Regions from separate parts of the Mus musculus genome. Here region 1 is linked to region 2. Evidence: chromatin contacts called from ENCODE Hi-C or POLR2A ChIA-PET data. All regions are on one chromosome and are shown on one strand. Each heading gives the region's core, a stretch centred on a gene start or an enhancer-like site at or near the end of the contact. The rest is flanking DNA. Distances are from core to core; before and after follow the strand shown. Region 1 holds the start of Itga3 (integrin alpha 3). Region 2 holds the start of Pdk2 (pyruvate dehydrogenase kinase, isoenzyme 2).

The links. Hi-C counts contacts between places; a loop is a spot of excess contacts on that map. ChIA-PET counts read pairs that join two places held with the same protein, here RNA polymerase II (POLR2A).
Region 1: POLR2A ChIA-PET joins it to region 2 with 15 read pairs in Patski. The contact joins the promoter of Itga3 here to the promoter of Pdk2 in region 2. A Hi-C loop is called at or near these places in 4 of 37 maps with a recorded cell type or tissue (gastrocnemius and heart). POLR2A ChIA-PET finds 5 or more read pairs at or near these places in 3 of 5 experiments (Patski and embryonic stem cell).

Annotation. Positions count from the first base shown.
Region 1 is chr11:95,074,342-95,079,354 of GRCm38, reverse strand. Itga3 (integrin alpha 3) reads left to right here and starts at 2,641. Exons shown (of 26, transcript NM_013565.3): 1 at 2,641-3,224. The coding sequence starts at 3,019.
Region 2 is chr11:95,039,847-95,044,880 of GRCm38, reverse strand. Pdk2 (pyruvate dehydrogenase kinase, isoenzyme 2) reads left to right here and starts at 3,510. Exons shown (of 11, transcript NM_133667.2): 1 at 3,510-3,742. The coding sequence starts at 3,625. Itga3 (integrin alpha 3) reads left to right here. Exons shown (of 26, transcript NM_013565.3): 26 at 1-406.

The sequences.
Region 1 (5,013 bases), core at 1,392-3,891, 35 kb before region 2:
TGTTTAGGTATGTCTGACTGTCTGAACAACATCTGCCTGGAGTTTGTCTCTTAAAGACACAGCTGTGGTCAGTGGGTACAGTCCCTGCTGTGCCTTACTCCCTTCCCATGAGCTGTGTGACTTTGGACATCCAGGTATACTCCTGAAGTGCTGCTCCCTCACGAGGCAAACAAGGTCGGCAGTCCTGACTTTCAGAGGGCACCCAGAAAGATGACGCGAGTCTGGACATTAAATGATTTGTAAGATGTGACGACGCCAAGCTTCAGAGGCCTGCACGTTAACCCCCACTTTCCCCATGGAGAAGACAGGAAACTGCTCAGCCTAGGCCCGTAGCTGGGGGATGGGAGCAAGGTGGGAGTCTGGGCAGATCCTAAAGCCACGCTCCTAACTTTACCTGGTTAAGGATGCTCGCTCCTCAGTAGCCAATATTCTGAGGCTGGCCTGAGCTACATGGCAGAAGTCATACCAGGCTGGCAAGATGCCTCAGCATATAAAGTGCTTGCTGTACAAGGCTGATGACCTGAGTTTGACCTCAGAAAGCATGTAAAAGTGGAAGAATCACCTAGCCCATGAGGTTGTCCTGACTTCCATATGCAGACTGAAGCATGTTCTATAGGCTGAGGGAGTGGTCTTTGCTGCCTATGGCTTACATCTCTGGGGGTTTTGGTATGTTTGTTGTTTTCCCCCCTCTGCCCAGAACACTACAATCTACTTTATCTCTTGGGACCGGTTCCATTCCTAAAGCAGACAAGCTTCTTATCGGGAGCTAAACAGCCGGGTAGTAAATATGCATTGGTTTGTACGCAAAGACAGAGGAACAAGGCTAGAAAGGTCATCAGATCTTCTGGTATTTGCAAAGCTAAAGGAAGATAGATTGTTTAGCAGTTACCATTTTAACCAGTTAGGCGGGGCATCTAGAATTTGCCAGGCCAAAAGGGAAGTAGAAAGTAATGGAAGAGGACACTCCCATAGGAGAGGCTCCGGTCACACCAAGTCTCAACAAAATCTGATTTGTCCTAAGGGTTAATCATTAGCATAATGGTTAAGAAGGGTTCTGGGGTTAGATACCGCACTATTAGAATCTTAGCTTTGTGGCTTTAGCCGAATAGCGTAACTTCCTTGAGCCTTGGTGTTCTCATCTTAAAAGCAGAGCTAATTCCCTGATGACTGGTGTAAGGATTTCATAATCGTAGACCCGCGCCTTCCGGTGGCTCACCTCTGCTTTCTCATCTTTCTATTTAACTCCAGGCTCATCTGGGCTGCTCCTGCATCAATGTGGCCACATGGGGCTGCAAAGATCTCAAACTTACTTTATGCAGGGAAAGCTGCTTGCTCCCCCTGGTCCCTCCAGGGCTGTGTCTGATGAAGAGACAGCTCTGCTCCCATATGTAAATAGAGAGACAGGTACAGACCTGGGTTTACATAGTGGTGGCAACGACAAACTGTCAGTAATTGTCATGAGCAAAAGGACATCCTGGTCTCTAAGGGCTGCACCTTTGAGTGTAAGAGATAAGATCAGCTGTGAGGAAATGATTGTACCTTCTAAGGTCACAATGTCTAGATAGGGAATCAGACACAGAATGAGCTGGTTCCTCAAACACCGGAGCAGAATCCCATTGGATGGGCTCATTTTCTGCTTTCCCTTTTCCTTAGACTGGTGGTTGTGTAGATGTGTGTGTATACACATATATACTTGTATACATGTATATTGCCTTGAAAAAGTAGTATTTGTAAAGCAGTTAGCATAGTGCCTGCTGCATGTGCTGTTCTTATTTAATTATAAAAACATGTAGAAAACGATGCTCAGGGAAAATGAGTCTTGTTCTGCATTAGGGGAAATCTGAGTTAGACCAAAACAACATTCCATACACTCTTGGAGTTCCCTAATTCTTCCTCGGATAGTGAGATCTTTGAGTCAAGCCCACCTGTCTCCACCCAGCATCACACCTGTGGGGGCTGAGGTCCCATTCACTGCTTCGAGACAAAGGCTGCCCTTTGCTAATTATTATTTCTGATGGGTTGTCATCACCACCACTAAATATCTGTCTGGCTTTGCGGAGGAGCCGCTTCCAGCAGGGAACAGGATGAGAGGAGGCGGGTGGGCAGGAGAAATACTCCTTCATACATAACATTGAGTGTACTTAGCACGAAGAAGTTAAGTCCGGAGACCCGCAGTCACCTCTTAGGGACTCACATCACTGCGGAGGTCCGCATTCCAGGCAGCCGAACACAGTCGACCGTTCTCCGAAGAGCCAACGCCTGGTTTGTCCAGCGGGGATCGCGGTGCTGGCGGTGCCTTGAACGGCCTTTCCAGTAGCAGCCGCCGCAAGCGCCAAGCAAATCCACCTCTGGCCCCGCCCGTCCAATCCGTCTTGTACCGAAGGCGACGCTCCTAGGAAGAAGCTCTCCGCTGGAAGGGGAAATCCGGGCTTTAAGGGTTCCCGACAGGTGTCTGAGAGAGAGGGCGGAGTCGCGATAGGAGAGATGGAGAGGGAGGGGCGGCGCTGCCCCTTTAAGAGGCGGCGGCCGAGCGGGGACCTTTTCTCTTTCCCCGGAAGGAAAGCGGAGCCCGGACTGGGCGCGCAAGGTGGGGAGGTGCGGGGCTGGGCGGTGGGGAGGCGGGGCGCGCTGGGGAGGATCCCTCCCTCCTGCCCTCCTGGTGATCGAGGGCTTGCCGTTCTAAATCCTCCACCTAGCCGAGGTCCAAAGAGCTAACACCTCCAAGGGGGCGCGGCCGGGACCATCTAGGGTGTGGGGTGCTCGGAGCTCGGAACGGTGACCCGTCCACCGAACCAACGTGAGAGTAGATCCACGGATCTGGAAAACGGATTGGAAAAGCACCCGGAGCAGACGTGAAAGTGACCCGGACTAGGGTAAAAAATTGCCTGACTACCGGTGCAGCGGCTCTGCGGGCTCGGGTGTCCTCTGGTGGCGCCTGGAGCAGGTGAACCGTTCATCACTCCCGGTGCTGAGCCCTCTAGCGATTTCGCCCGGCCCCTTACGGCCCGGCCCGCAGCCATGGGCCCCGGCCCCTGCCGCGTGCCCCGCGCCCCTGGCTGGCTGCTCCGCGCTCTGGCCTTGATGGTGGCGGCTTGCGGCCGGGTCGCCTTCGCCTTCAACCTGGACACCCGATTCCTGGTGGTGAAGGAGGCGGTGAACCCCGGTAGCCTCTTCGGCTACTCGGTCGCCCTCCATCGGCAGACTGAGCGACAACAGCGCTACCTGTAAGTCAGCCTGGCGGCGGTGAGGTGGGGTGCAGAGAGAGGGGTATGTGCGCGGATACCTGACCTAAGCTAAACTGGAGCCCTGGGCCCGCTGACTTCCAGGCCTGCTGCTGCTGGCCTTTCCTTGTGAGCCAGGATTAAGAGGGCGGGTAAGACGGCAGTTCTCCGATTGTGGGGCTTGGCGGCAAGTGGAGGAAGGGGGTGGGGGGAGGGGGGCAGTAATCATGGCAAGTGCTGACCTGGCCAGAACCTGTCTAGACGCGACCGCTCCACATTTCAGACATCTTCGGAAGTAGGGTCTTTGTTGCCCAGCACCCTGAGAATCCAGTACCTAACATTAGCTTCTTTCCCGGGCTAGGAGAACTCTGTATATTAAACACCTATTACATCGCTCTTCCCCTCCTCCTTGAAGAGAACCGAGAATATATGCGTTCAAATCCCTATTAGCCCTCTCATTTAGCCTGTGGCCAGAGCAGCCACGCCCTCTGCAGAACCAGGCTGGACCACACTTCTCAAGGGCTTGGCATTGCAGAGTGAGGTGATGAAGAGGCTGGGCATTCGGAGCTGTCCAGAGACTTCCTCTTGCCCCTAGAGGAACGGACAGTAGAAGACAGAGGAGGCGCTGTCTTCTACTCTGAGGCCAGAGCCCACCCGGAAGCAGTGGGGGTACTCCCACCAGACATCTCCCTGCATTCCACAGATTCATGTTGAATCAGCAGCCCTGAGTGTGTTTGTTTTGGTTTGAAGAGGGGAATGGTGTTTTCTCTTTTCTTCTGCTCTTTGCAACAGCTGCAAGAAGCGGGAAGAGCCCAGCAGAGTGGAGGAGGGGAGGAGATTGCATCCAGCCACCTGCCCCTCCCTGAGCACACTCATGCCCAACGGGTCATGTCCAGGTGTCTGAGGTTTCTCTGCATAGGTTCTGTGTGCTTAGGTTGGCTAGCTGAGGGAAGAGGGTGACCAGAGGTGGTGAAACTGCCCAGGAGGGACAGTGATGATCCATCATATAAGCCCCTCCTACCTTTTTGAGCTGGGTGGTCTGCCAGGCATTTACTCCTGCCCGGCCTCTGACAGTTCCTAAATCAGAAGACACAGTCAAGGTAAAAAGTGTTGAAACCTCTCCCTGCTCTGACTGGGGCCTGTAGAAACTTGAGGAAGTTTGGAATGTTCAAAGTCCAACTCAACGTCAGTCTTTGCCTCTGTCCTGCTGGCCCAGCCCTTGTCCGTACTGCCCACCTGGACTTAGTCTCTACCCTACCTGGCCCCTGCAGAAGAAGGTGGATCCACCACACCCTTCCTGTCCTGGCTGGGCAGATTTAACCTTCTACCTTTCTGAGGCCCTCTGATAATAGTTAGTTGCTACAGCAGTGCTGTTGCCTCCCCCCAGCCCAGTCCAGAGTTCTCAGATGTTCTGTTGTTGAATGTGCATGGCCGGAACTAACACACTAGAAGAGATTCTGCAACATCTCCCGCTCTATTCTGTGACCTTGAGGACGATATGATATTACTTTCTCCGGGGCCGGTTTCCCCCCGGGATGAGCTTATACCTGGATCTGTGTGTTCCCTCTTATCTCTGCTGACCTGTGAGAGGCACCTGACATTGTAGCGAGAAAAGCTGAGTGTTCCAGTTCCTCTGCTGTGTCTCGGCTCTGGTTCCAACACCTGAGCTTTAGTTTCCCCAGCTCTGGAGAACACATCTTCTCAGAGTTAGTAATATTTTAGTGTGATAGTGTGTCTAGAATGGTCCTGGAGTGTCCAGTCCCCCAGCAGACACCAGTAGGCTCTGGGGCTG
Region 2 (5,034 bases), core at 2,261-4,760:
GACATTGGTAGGATGAAGAGGAGAGACTTCTGATCCATCCTGACCACCTCAGCCTGGGCAAGGCCTGGAGATCCCCACGAGACCACGTGGGGTGTGATACTTGAATGTAGCATGGCAGGGGAGGGCCCAGCCCCTGCCCCAGTTGGCCAGACTTAACTCTGCTCCCTTGACCACAGAGATGAGATTCTGAGCTGCCTGTGGCTTTCTTCCCCTCCCCCAGGGGCTGCATCCCCATTCTAGCAGTGGAGGCTGATTTCCCAGGTCCTCTCCCCATCCCGGTCCACAGGCAGGCCCACTCCCCAGCTCTGTCCCCTCCACCCCACGGTACTATAACAACTTCCCCGATCCTGTGCCTTCTTTGTATATGGGCTTCTCACTAAAATAAATAAACTGTTCCCAGTTTGTACTGCTGTGTCTGCTCCTACCTGCCCCCGCCCCAACGCCCCTCGTCCTGACCAATCTCCGTTCAGTCTGGAGGGGTAATACCCTTCCCTAGCTGGTCCCTTGGCGATGGACCTAGCACCCCACAGCAAGCCACACATGAGAGATTTTGATTCAAGCACAGAGTTCACGGAAATCCAGTTTTAGGGAGAGCGCCATACATGGGGGAGTGCTTTCTTTACCTGTCAGAGTTGTGGCCTGTTCCTGCTGGGTTCATTCTAACATCAAACGCTCCTGGCCTGGATTTGGGGAGGGAGGGAGGGAGGGAGGGAGGGACGGAGGGAGGGAGGGAGGGAAGGAGGGAGGGAGGGGAGTTGAGAACAGACCTGACGCACCCCCAGCTGATCTCAAATTATGTGGATCAGGATGGTCTTGAACTCATCCTCTCCCGTGATAGGGTATCAGGTTTCTTGAACTCATCCTCTCCCGTGCTAGGTCCATCATCAGGTTTGACCCAAGCTGACTTTAGGAAGGGAGAGAGGGGGCAGGGGGAGGAAGAGAGGTCCCATCCAATTGGCCTGGCCCTTGAAAGTACACCCTCTGTGCTACCCGCCACCTCTAATTGTTAGGCTGGTCGATGTCTAGCGATCCTCCCTCACAGACCTGAAGCCTCTCTGCCAACCTCACTTCCTTTCTTCTGTCTGTCTGCTCTACTACATGCCAGGCTGTGTGTTCAGCACTGCAAATAAAGCAACGACTAGGTCAGACACAACCCGTGTCCTCCTTAAACTAAAGTCCAGTGGGGAAGACCCACGAATCAGCAGTTAGCCCACTTTGTGAGAAGCTCTCATGTCATCCTAAGATCAGGAGAGGCACGTAGGGAGCCCAGCCCAGCCCAGGAGCTCAGCAAAAGGACATGGCTAAGCAGCCAAGACCTGAAGAATAGGTACAGGAGGTTGAGAAGAACGATCCAGAACCCCACCCCCACCCCACCACCTCTCCAAGTAAAAAGAGATAGCATTGTCAGTGGTTTAAAGATTAGAGGCTGGGGCAAGGCGGCAGGTAGATGGAGTTGGGAGTTGTTGAGCCTGGCAATCTGAAAAGATGAAGCTAAGGAATGGAGCCAAAGTGGATACTGGGATAACTGGAAAGGCTCCAGTAAGAGGTGGAAAGGTGGACCAGGAGAAATGGCTCAGCAGTTAAGAGTACTTACTGTGTGTGCTTTTGCACAGGCCCTGGGCTGCGTTCCCAGCATCTACACCAGCTTCGTAACCGCCTGTAACTCCAATTCCAGGCAAGCAGATGCCCTCCAGCCCCACAGACACCTATGTGCTGTGGTATGCAAAAACTCACTTGGGTGCACACACATACAGATTATAAATAGATCCTTTAAAAAATTTTTTTTGGGTTTTTTTTTGTTTTGTTTTTTGTTTTTTTTTTTAAAGACAGGGTTTCTCTGTGTAGCCCTGGCTGTCCTGGAACTCATTCTGTAGACCAGACTGGCCTTAGACTCTGAGATCCTCCTGCCTCTGCCTGGGATTAAAGGTATACACCGATACTTTTTTTTTTTTCAAGTGAAAAGGCTCTGTGTGTTGGAACCAACCAGGCCAGATTTGTAGTTGAGAATGCTTGCTAATTCTGTTTTCCTGCCTATAAAATGGAGGAAACGATATAATAATCCAGCAAGCAGTGCCTGGCCCACAGCATTACGCTTTCCAAGGTGAACTCTTGTTTTGTGTTGGCTACAGTTAAACTGTTATAACTTGCAGTGTGTGTGTGTGTGGGGTGGGGGGGTTGAGGATCAAACCCATAGTCTTGCATATTCTAGGAAAACACTCTATTACTGAGTTACTACCAGCTCAAACCCACCTTCTCTACCTTTTGGAGAAAAGATCTTACTAAATTACCCAGGCTGGACTTAAACTCACACTGCCTCAGGTGGGCCTTGGACAGATCTCCTCCTGCCTCAGCCTCCAAGAGGAGCACCAGGACTTCCTAAAGGCCAAACCTCAATCCTGTCTGTGCTTCACAGGGCCATAGTAAAGGCCGGGAAACCACTGGATAATCAATAGTAATGAACCTAGGAAGGCCCAGAGAGTGGGGCACATACCAAGTTTTACCAAAAGAGGGCGCATGACATTTCTCAGGGAAGAGGCAGGGAACTGCTAGGAAGACTGGGCTGGGCTCCCAAGCCGCTAACCACTAAGATGCCTTAGCTCCTGGGGACTCGCAATAAGGAAGCCAGCGGCACAGACAGTTGCTCGTCTCGGGTTAGGTGCACAGAAGGTTACCTTCTTAGGTGGTTGTGCAAGACGCGCAAGGTTTTATGCTCAGTCAAATGAGCGAGGTAATAATAAAATGGAACTTAACTAAAATTAGCACTGACCATAGCTCCTGCTCCCGCCTCTGCCAGTCCTAAGGGGGTTTGGCTCTGGCTGTTTTTGTTGTTGTTTTCCAAGTACCAGAGATCAATACAGGGCTTCATGCATACTGAGCAAGTGCCATGCCTTCTGAGCTACATTCCCACCCTGATATCGGATCTTTTTCGAAAGAGAGAGAGAGAGAGAGAGAGAGACCTTTTCTTGGGCTTTTTGGATATTTATGGAAGTCAGCGGGTTGCACGCATATAGGATAGCTTAGTATAAGCTCGCATACTGGTTTCGGATTTTGCAAGTGTTCATTCTGGGTCCATCATAGGAGTGAGAAACCACTGTGAGCCCCTATAGCAGAGCAGGTAAGCAGGTTGTCAGGTCAAACAGGTGCCTTTAGGAAAGGGACAGGGCAGGGAAGGGAGGTTTTAAAGAAGGAGACAGGGGAAAGAACCAGGGAAAGTAGAACGTCAAACGAAGGGTTAGCGGGACTCTGGGGAAGAAAGGGTTAACTCGGGGCTGGCCCCCAAGAAGTGTAGTTGGCGACAGGAGGCGGGACTTGAGCACAGCCCAGGAAAACAACAGGCCGTCTCCAGCACCTTCACGGTTAAGGAGGTGGGCCTCGAGGAGAGCCACGTGTCGAAGCGCAAGGCTATTGGTTCTCCCAGAGTTGTTTGTGCGCGCCCATTGGCGACGTCGGGGCGCCGGGACAAGCCGATTGGCTAGGCGTTGGAGGCATCGCCAGGGCAAGGGTAGGGAGGAGGCGGCCGAAGCCCGTCTCCCGGCTAAGCTGGGCCGAGCTGACGGCCGGTGCCAGCGCCTCCAGCCCCGGGACAGCAGCGAGATCCAAGCCCGAGCCGCAGGCGCCGTCGCCATGCGCTGGGTCCGGGCGCTGTTGAAGAATGCGTCCCTGGCAGGGGCACCCAAGTACATCGAGCACTTCAGCAAGTTCTCCCCGTCCCCGTTGTCCATGAAGCAGTTTCTAGACTTCGGTACGGAGTCGGCGTAGGCGGGCACCGGGGGCTGTGGGCGCGGGGAAGGAGACCCTGGCAATGAGAGGTTAACATCGGAGGAAGAGGTCCTGGGTGGTAGGAGGGTTGGCTTGGAAGAGTATGGACAGGAATGGGTAAACGGCGAGGCCAACCTGGCTGCCCACAAAGAGTTAAGAGTGCCCCCTTCACAGTTAACTAAGAATGGGGGCGCGGAGAAAGCGTTGCGAGGGATCGTGGAGAGTAAGAGACAGTGAGGGCATAGGACCCTATCCAGACATGATAGAGTTAGTGGGAGATCCCGGCCACTGAGAGTGGGCAGCCAAGAGTAAACAGGAGACGTGCTGTTGGAGTGCTAAGGAGATTCAGCCATCTGGAAGACCTGTGCTGTGCACGAAGGGCGGGGTACTTCTGAACAGAGCAAGGGAGAAAAGCCAGGGCAGGTGGGAAGGGGGCCCCTTGAAGTAGGAGGTGCTAACAGGGGAACTCCCCTGACTGGTGAGCCTCCACCCACTGCAGCTGCCCACTGGGCAAGGACACTTGAAGATCAAATCTGTTCTGACCTGGCAGCGGTTCCTAGCTGGGCAGAGCCCAACTTACCATGAGGTAGTCAGGTGGCTTTCACCCTCCTATGGCTACCCCTGGGTTTCTGAAGATCACCCACTCGGTGTTCTGAGGGTGGAGGTGGCTTTGGGGCAGGAGAAAGCTTTGCGGAGTGGAGGATGGAGACGTTGTGTGGCCCCCATCTGTCTGCAAGGTATTCCCTGGTGCCAGCTGGTGTAGGGAGTGGACCCAGGTCTCTCAAGAGTTGGCTGTGTCACAGGCAGGAGGACAGGAAGATGGCCGACAGGACTTGGGCACCTGTTTTCCAGGATATGCCTTGTTACTCCCTGTTCAGTTGGAGTTGTGAGCTTTGCTTGTGTAGGAAATCCTCCAGGGCCCACTCCAAGTCCCCGCCAAATGAATGCCACAGCTAGAAGGGACTTGGCCGTAGTTCGGTCCACCTATCTGGGGAAAACTGCTGATGATATACAGTAAGTTACAGAAGCATCGCCTGCTGTTGATCCTAGGTCTCCTGTCTCTAGCTGACACAGCTCATTCCTCTACTGCCTGTTAATCTTGACCCTGGACCAAGGTCCCCATTTGCCTCACAGATGGTCATTAACATGGCCAATTCTACATTGGCATTCATCTGTCTCCTCAGCCTAGATGAGATGGCCTGCCTCAGGGATAATGCTGAGTTCCTACAGTCCTGGGAACCTAGTCCTAGCACCCCATGGAGAAAAGGATTTCTT